2 separate regions of the Mus musculus genome follow, and region 2 is linked to region 1. A link is a loop called in an ENCODE intact Hi-C map of the cell type or tissue named here. Cell type or tissue: heart. All regions are shown on one strand. Links, peaks and the distances in the headings refer to the core of each region. The heading gives the core; the rest is flanking DNA.

Evidence for each region. Peaks named below come from ENCODE experiments on the same cell type or tissue, not always from the same donor. Only the 100,000 strongest peaks of a DNase experiment are listed, where the experiment ranks them.
Region 2: a loop joins it to region 1, with 4 times the contacts of the local background. A loop is called at or near these places in 3 of 42 quality-filtered maps.

The regions. Positions count from the first base shown.
Region 1 is chr14:15,713,175-15,717,576 of GRCm38, reverse strand. No RefSeq gene overlaps it. Among named protein-coding and RNA genes, the nearest start is that of Gm31804, 60 kb to the left of the region's middle. In heart, for the core only: no CTCF peak of the experiment used is centred there; no DNase peak of the experiment used is centred there.
Region 2 is chr14:15,772,258-15,776,659 of GRCm38, reverse strand. Gm31804 (a long non-coding RNA gene) reads right to left here and starts at 1,556. Exons shown (of 5, transcript XR_874228.2): 1 at 1,354-1,556. In heart, for the core only: no CTCF peak of the experiment used is centred there; no DNase peak of the experiment used is centred there.

The DNA of each region.
Region 1 (4,402 bases), core at 94-4,093:
AGAAAGTGATGGGCATAAAGGTACAAGAAGCCTATAGAACCCTAAGTAAATGGGACCAGAAAAGAAAATCTTCTCATTACATAATTATCAAAACAATAAGTGCACAGAGTAAACAAAAAATATTAAAAGCTGCAAGGCAAAAAGGCCAAGTAACATACAAAGGTAGATCTATCAGAATTACACCAGATTTTTCAACAGAGATTATGAAAGCCAGAAGAGCCTGGTCAGAGGTCATGCAGACTCTATGGAAACATAAATGCCAGCACAAGCTACTATACCCAGCAAAACAATCAACATAGATGGAGAAAACAAATTATTCCAGGCCAAAGCCAAATTCAAATAGTATCTATCTACCAATGTACTTACAGAAGATCCTGGAAGGATTCCTCCAACACAAGGAAGATAACTGCACCAAAAAAAGGACAAGCTATTAAGCATCTCACAACAAAGTCAAATGCAGAGATTTACAAGTGCGTAAAACCACCTACAAAAACAAACACACCAGAAACCAACTGCCTTTGCCTCCCAAGTGCTGGGATTAAAGTCGTGAGCCATCACTGCCCAGCTAATATCTCTCAATATTAATGGAATCAACTCACCTATAAAAAGACATAAGCTAACAGACTGGATACACAAACAAGATCCAGAATTTTGCTGCATACAAGAAACACACCTCAACAACAAAGACAGGCAGTATTTCAGAGTAAAAGGATGGAAAATGGTGTTCTAAGCAAATGGTCCAAGAAAACAAGCAGGAGTTGCCATTCTAATATCAAATAAAATAGACTTCCAACCAAAGGTTATCAATCATGATGAAGAAGTACACTTCATATTCATCACTGGTAAAATATCCCAAGAGAAAGTCTTAATTCTAAATATCTATTCCCCAAATGCAAGAGCACCCAAATTCATAAAAGAAACTTTACTAAAATACAAAACACACATTGAACCCCACACAATAGTAGTGGGAGATTTCAAGACCACACTCTCACAAATGGACAGGTCATTGAAACAGAAACTAAACAGAGACATAGTGAAACTAAGAGAGGTTATGAACCAAATGGATTAACAGATATCTACAGAACATTTCACCCTAAAACAAAAGAATACAGCTTCTTCTCAGCACTTCATGATGCCTTCTCCAAAATCAACCATATAATTGGTCACAAAACAACCCTCAACATATACAAGAAGATTGAAATAATACCATGCATCCTATCAGCTCACCATGGCCTTAGACTGGTCTACAATGACAGCAAAAACTACAGAAAACCCACATACATGTGGAAATTGAACAACTGTGTACTCAGTGATAACTTGGTTAGGAAAGAAATAAAGAAAGAAATTAAAGACTTCCTGAAGGTTAATGAAAAGGTTGACACATCATACCCAAACCTATGGGACACAATGAAAGCAGTGCTAAGAGGAAAGTTCATAGCAGTAAGTGCCCTGGTAAAGAAACTTCAGAGATCTTACACCAACAACTTAATAGCACACCTGAGAGCACTAGCACAAAAAGAAGCAAACTCAACCAAGAGGAGTAGAAGGCAGGGAATAGTTAAACTCATGATGAAATTAACCAAATAGAAACGAAGAAACAATACAAAGAATAGCAAAACCAAAAGCTGGTTCTTTGAAAGAATCAACAAGATAGATAAACCCCTAGCCAAACTAACTAAACGGCCAAGAGGAAGTATGCAAATTAATAAAATCAGAAATGAAAAGAGAGACATAAACAACTGAAAGGAAGGAAATTCAAAAAATCATCAGATCCTACTATAAGAGCTTATACTCAACAAAACTGGAAAATCTAGATGAAAAGATTGGTTTTCTAGACAGATGGCACATACCAAAGTTAAATCAAGATCAGGTAAACTATCTAAACAGTTCTATATCACACAAGGAAATAGAAGAAGTCATTAAACACCTCCCAACCAAAAAAAAGCCTAGGGCCATATGGATTTAGTGCAGAATTCTACCAGACCTTCAAAGAAGACCTAATACCAATTTTTCTCAAACTATTGCAGAAAATAGAAACAGAAGGAACACTACCTAAATCATTCTATGAAGCCACAATTACTCTGATACCTAAACCACACAAGGACTAAACCAAAAAAGAGAACTTCAGACCAATCTCACATATGAATATTGGTGCAAAAATACTCAATAAAATTCTTGCAAACTGAATCCAGGGACACATCAAAACCATCATTTACTACAATCAAGTAGGCTTCATCCCAGAGATACAAGGTTGGTTTACTATATGAAAATCCACTAATGTAATCCATTATATAAACAAAGTCAAAGGAAAAAAATCACATAATCATCTTAGATGCTGAAAAAAGAATTTGACAAAATACAACACCCCTTCATGGTAAAAGTACTGGAGAGATCAGGAATTCAAGGCCCATACCACAACATAATAAAAGTAACTTACTGCAAACCAACAGCCAATATCAAGTTAAATGGAGGCATACTTGAAGCAATCCCACTGAAATCGAGGAAAATATAAGGATGCCACTCTCCCAATATCTATTCTATATAGTAATTGAAGTGTTAGCTAGAACAATAAGACAACAAAAAGATCAAGGAGATACAAATTGGTTAAAAAGAAATAAAGGTATCACTATTTGCAGAGCTATGATAGTATACATAAGTGAACCCAAAAATTCTACCACAGAACTTCTCCAGCTGACAAACAACTTCAGCAAAGTGGCCGGATATAAAATTAACTCAAATAAATCAGTAGCCTTCCTTTATACAAAGGTTAAACAGGCTGAGAAAGAAATTAGGGAAACAATTCCCTTCACAATAGTCACAAATTGTTTATAATATGGTGGGGTAACAAACCAACCAAGTGAAAGACCTGTATGAAAATAATTTCAAGTCTCTCAAGAAAGATATTGAAGAAGATCTCAGAAAATGGAGAGATCTCCCATGCTCATGGATGGCAGAATTAACATTGTAAAAATGGCCATCCTACGAAAGGCAATCTATAGATTCAATGCAATCCCCATCAAATCCCAACACAATTCTTCAAAGACATGGAAATAGCAATTCTCAAATTCATCTGTAAAGGCAAAAAAACCAGAATAGCGAAAAGAGTTCTTAACAATGAAAGAACAGCTGGGGGAATCACCATCCCTGACCTCAAGCTTTACTATAGAGCAATAGTGATAAAAACTCCATGGTATTGGTACAGAGACAGACATGTTGATCAATGGAGTAGAATTGAAGATTCAGAAATAAAACCACACACTTTCCATCACTTGATCTTTGACAAAGACACCAAAAATATACAATGGAAAAAAGAAAGCATCGTCAATAAGTGGTGCTGGTCTAACTGGCTATCTGTGTGCGGAAGAATGAAAATAGACCCATATTTGTCACCTTGTACATAGCGCAAGTCCAAGTGGATCAAGGGCCTCAACATAAAACCAGATACACTGAATCTAATAAAAGAGAAAGTGGGAAAGAGTCTTAAACTCCTTGGCACAGGGGTAAAATTTCCTAAAGAGAACTCCAATGGCCCATGCTCTAAGATCAAGAATTGATAAATGGGACCTCATAAAACTGGAAAGCTTCTGTAAGGCAAAGAACATAGTTGATAAGACAAATCGACAACCTACTGATTGGGAAAAAATAATCTTCACTAATCCCACATCCATTACAGGGCTAATATCCAAAATATATAAAAAACTCAAGAAGTTAATCACCAAAAAACCCAAACAACCCAATAAAAGATGGGATATAGAACTAAACAGAGAATTCACAACAGTAGAATGACAAGTCACCTAAAGAAATGTTCAAAGTCCTTAGTGATCAGAGAAATGCAAATCAAAACGACCCTGAGATTCCACCTTACACCAGTCAGATGGGCTAAGATCACAACCTGAGGTGACAACACATGTTAGAGAGGATGTGGATAAAGAGGAACACTCCTCCATTGCTGGTGGGACCACTCTGAAAATCAATCTGAAGGTTCCTCAGAAAATTGGAAATGGATCTACCTGAAGACTCAGCTATACCACTCTTGGAAATATACCCAAAAGATGCCACAGGGGCATGTGTTCCATTATGTTCATAGTGGCCTTATTTGTGATAGCCAGAATCTGGAAAAAGCCAAGATGTCCCACGACAGAATAATGGATATAGAAAATGTGGTTCATTTACACAATGAGATACTTCTCAAGTATTAAGAACGAGGACATCCTAACTTTTACAGGCAAATGGATGGAACTAGAAAATATCATTCTGAGTGAGGTAACTCAGACTCAAAAGGACATGCATGGTATGTACTCACTAATAAGTGGATATTAGCCTAAGAAAGAAAGAAAGAAAGAAAGAAAGAAAGAAAGAAAGAAAGAAAGAAAGAAAGAAAGAAAGGCTGAGAGAAAGAAAA
Region 2 (4,402 bases), core at 146-4,145, 59 kb before region 1:
TAGTTGTGTCAGCTTTGGCTTTCCAGGTGGAAATGGATTGGCTCACTGAGTTTTTGCAAAGGGAAGATAAGGTGAGGGCCAGTTGTCAAGCTGAAGAGACCTTGCCAAAGCTTTTAAATAAGCTGTTATTAGGCCATGGAATTCTCAGGTTTTCAACCTGGTTCACATTTAACTGATTGCATTATCTCTTCAAAACTGCTTCTCACATACTGTCTTTGGGTCCTTGCTGAAGACACAGAGTGAGGTTTGAATGTCATACACACATTGGATTCCCATTAAAGAACAACAACAGAGACTAAAATGGGAAAGACATATTTGATGGTAAAGGGCAGGCTCTATGGGTCTCACACTCCTTGTAAAGACCTGTTTGCTTTCAGTTACCAGGAAGCATAGGCTGAGCTGTGATGGGAAAGAGGATGGTCCACTAGAGGGTGGGGGGCCAGCACTCCAGATTCAGGGAGGTGAATGTAGTCAGTTCTTACCCTCTCCGGATCTTGAATTCTTTAATTTTAGCTTGGTGATTCTCTATAAAAGGCTAGATAATATTAAATGGCATGTAGGCTACAAAGCAAAACTGAGGATCTATGTTGATAATTTTACAACAGGGAGAAAAGTCCATAAACATTTGAGGTGGTTCAATATATAAGTGATTAGTGTCTTAGTCAGGGTTGGTATTGCTGTGAAGAAACATCCCAACTAAAAGCAACCTGGGGGATAAAGGGTTTATTTTATCTTACACTTCCAGGTAGTGGTCAATTACAGAGAGATGTCAGGGTAGGAATTAAAACAGCAGCAACTTGGAGAGAGTAAATGAAGCATAGGCCATGGAGGAACTGGCTTGTACTTCATGGCTTGCTCAGCCTACTTTCATACAGCACTCATATTCTCCATCCCAGGGATGGTACGACCCATGGTGATGTGGACCCTCACAAATCACCAATAAAGAATGCCCCACAGGCTTGCCCACATCCCAATTCTTCTGCTGAAGATCCTCCTTCTAAAATGATTCTAGATTGTGTCATATTGGCATAAAACCAGCCAGCACAATTACTGAGAACAGTTTTTAGAAAAACTGGGATTATAATTAGGACAGTGGAACTCTTGTTATTTCTTTACTATAGGAATTTTCTATATAATTCAGGATGGCTTCAACTTTGCTCAGGTTAGCCATTCTCCTGCCCCAGGCTCTGAGTGTTGTTGTTATAGGTCTGTGGCACCACATGGCTTTGGAGAATGGCATTTTGTTATCACTGGTAGAGATACCAATCAGTAGAAACTAATCTTAGACAAAGGGTACCAACTATGGAGTGCAGCATATCAAACATCATATGTAGGACACCAACTGTGGGATACCTGATATCAACCGTGGGATGCAGGATATCATCCATGGGGTGCAGAGTACCATCCATGGGAATTAGGGAACCAACCATAGAATACAGGGTACCAACAATGGGATGTTGGATAGTATCCATTAGATGCAGGGTACCAACCATGTCAATCAGGATAACAACCATAGGATGCAGAGTACTATACACAAAGGGTACTGTGGAAGATTCTGGAAAAGATATCAGAGAATCTCAGTTAGAATCAAGCACCAAACAGATTAGAAAGGAAATATACTTTAGCAGATGGGAAAACAGAATAGAAATCCTTTAATGTTGAATAGGCCATGGGGGTCTTGGCTCTGTGTTAACAATTCAGGCAAATTCCTTTAGCGCTAAGAAATTCAAATGATTTTCCCCCAAGCTCATTCTGGTTCTAAAGTTCTACCTTGGTCACATTCTCTCAGCCTTGTCATTTTTATGATTATTTCATGATTTGTCATGAATCAGACCTATGGCCAATTTACACTTTTAGTCAACTTTCTTAGCTTAAAAAATTCTGTGCCATATGTTATCAAAATCAGTCACTGAGTTCTGACAGGTAGTATCAGGAGCTGTTGAAGATGGAAAGCTCTTGTGAATTTTGATTAGATGAGGTATCATCTCCTGTGATTTGTTTGACCTGGCTATTGCATTAGATTTGAAGTTGTTTTATGCTGTGTAGTATTACATATTGCAGAGTAGTTTTACATTTTTAAAAAGTAAACACCCAAGCCTTGTTTAATACATTATTATGCTGTCTGTATATCCTTAAACCAAATTAAACCTTCCCAGAAAAATGATCTGAAAAATGGGTTCTTATTTTTAATGCATATTTCATGCAGACCTTGCCAGAGAAATAGAAGCCAGAAGGGTCCTCGCTGCATCTTAGGCTAAGCAATCTGCTTTTCTAAAGAAGATCATATTCCATGGCCCTTTCTCTAGCCAGTCATAGCCTGGATTCTACCACAGAGCCAGAGTGAAGCACCAAAGCTTTGCTTGGCTGGTACGATCCTTAGGAAAGCCATGATACTTCTCAGTGGGAATACCCTGCGACCTGTGAGGAGACAGGCAGTCCAGATGCTTGGCTGGTACATTTACTCAGCCTGCAAGTTGTCTCTAGTCAGTCTATGGGGGAATACACTGCCTAAGAAAAGTCCATGAGTGTGGCAATTGAGGAGAAATGTATTTGCTCAGTTCCCTCCCAGCTCCCAATTCTCACTGGTCCAAAGTTTTCTCTAGGCAGTGAACCCCCTTCCCTTCTGGTTTGGATCAGGCGGCCCTTTGGGTGGTTGTAGGGCATGGACTAGTTAAGCCTTCATTCCCCCCGGTTAGGAGCTACACAGGGATTCCTTCTCATCAGCTAGGTGTAGTGGAAGCAGACCGAGAAGAGACTTTTCACCCCCAGAACTATCTTTCTTTGCTTGATAGAGAAAGACTTTCTGTAAAGATATAACGAAGTGCTGCCCATAAGGCCTCTTGTAGAGGTGCAGCCAGGTGTTGTCAATCAAGGCTGAATAAAGATGCAATGAGGAATTACTTATAAGGCTCTTTTGACAATGCAACCCATAGGGAGGTCTCCTTTCCCTGCCCCCTGCTGTGGAGCTTGCTTGCAGATGTTTCTTAAATCCACAGAAGGATTTTTTTTTTAAACCATGGCAAGAGTCTTGAATTTCTGATAGACTGTATGATTGTGAAGTTACTACAGGCAATTTGCCACATTCAGCTGACTATTCTTAATAACCAGTAAAATACTTCTTAAAATATGTATTCTTAGAAAAGTTCATAGATGTGCATAACATATCCTGATCATGTTTATCTTCATCCCTCACCTCCAATTCCCCAAGAGCCCCATCCCTCTAAATTTTGTTTATTTTTAATCCACAGAATCCAGATAATGCTGCTTATATATACATGGGTGTGAGGTTAGCCATTGGGAAGTGGGGGTCTCCCAGTAGTAACTGCTCCATGGAAAAGTGACTCCCCTTGCCCTAGTAACCATCAATATGCTGATTGCTATCAGTGGGGTCTTAGGAGCTCCTTCAGTCTATGCTAGAATTTCTAATTGCCCAATCTTATGCAGGGCCCCTGCAGAGAACCATAGTCACTGTGAGTTGCCACATTAGGCTAAGTCAGAGGTGGTTGTAACTCTGAGTGATACTAGACCAGCAGGTTATACATGTCTAAATAAATAAATAAATAAATAAATAAATAAATATTCCCTTTCGTTGTTGGCATTATAGAAAAAAAAATTTCCAGGGAGATGACTGTGTCAAATATTCAGTCCTGGAGCTCTATGGCTTCATTTCTTTTGCATATGCACAAAATAAGTAAGTTTAGGTAAGAATGAGTGACAAAATTATGTTAATATAGGTACACTACCTTGCATCCTTTTTTGTATGTGGTATCTTTGTGTTCATACTTACTTCCAAAGCGTTGGAGTGCTTTACTTCTGTCCATCCTAACTTACTTAATTTCTTATTTTCCCATTTATGGAGATACCTACTGTTTCTCATTTCTTTGTTTTTACATTTATTCTAATTACAAGCATTTGATGAAAGTAGTATCACATGTTGGGTATCTTTCCATGATTGTCTCCCCGACAACTCTAGGAGAATCAATTGAAAAATTATTAGAGGAAAATAAGAGTGCTGACCCAGGTGGTCAGTTATAGAGTGAATATTGAAATCAATAGCTTACCTTACATTCTGACAGGAATTGGTTGAAAACTGTAATCGAAGAGAAGCCCACATACAGTTATGGCAAAAAGCACTGACTGACAGTTGACAAATACTAAGCTGTATTAAGGCTTGTGGCCCTATGGCTTAGATGTGGCTTAAACTTTCCTGCAATGTCCCTGTGCTAGAATGCTCCTCCATAGCTATTCTGAGAAGTAGGGAACAGTGAAGAGAAAGAGCCAGTGGGGTTGATTATATCTTTGAGAAAAATTAATGCTTTTCTTCAGGGATATATTTTCATTTTTGAAAGATCAGTTCCAAAAACTTGGCCCTGACTTCATGTGGCACTTTCCATTTTTTCAT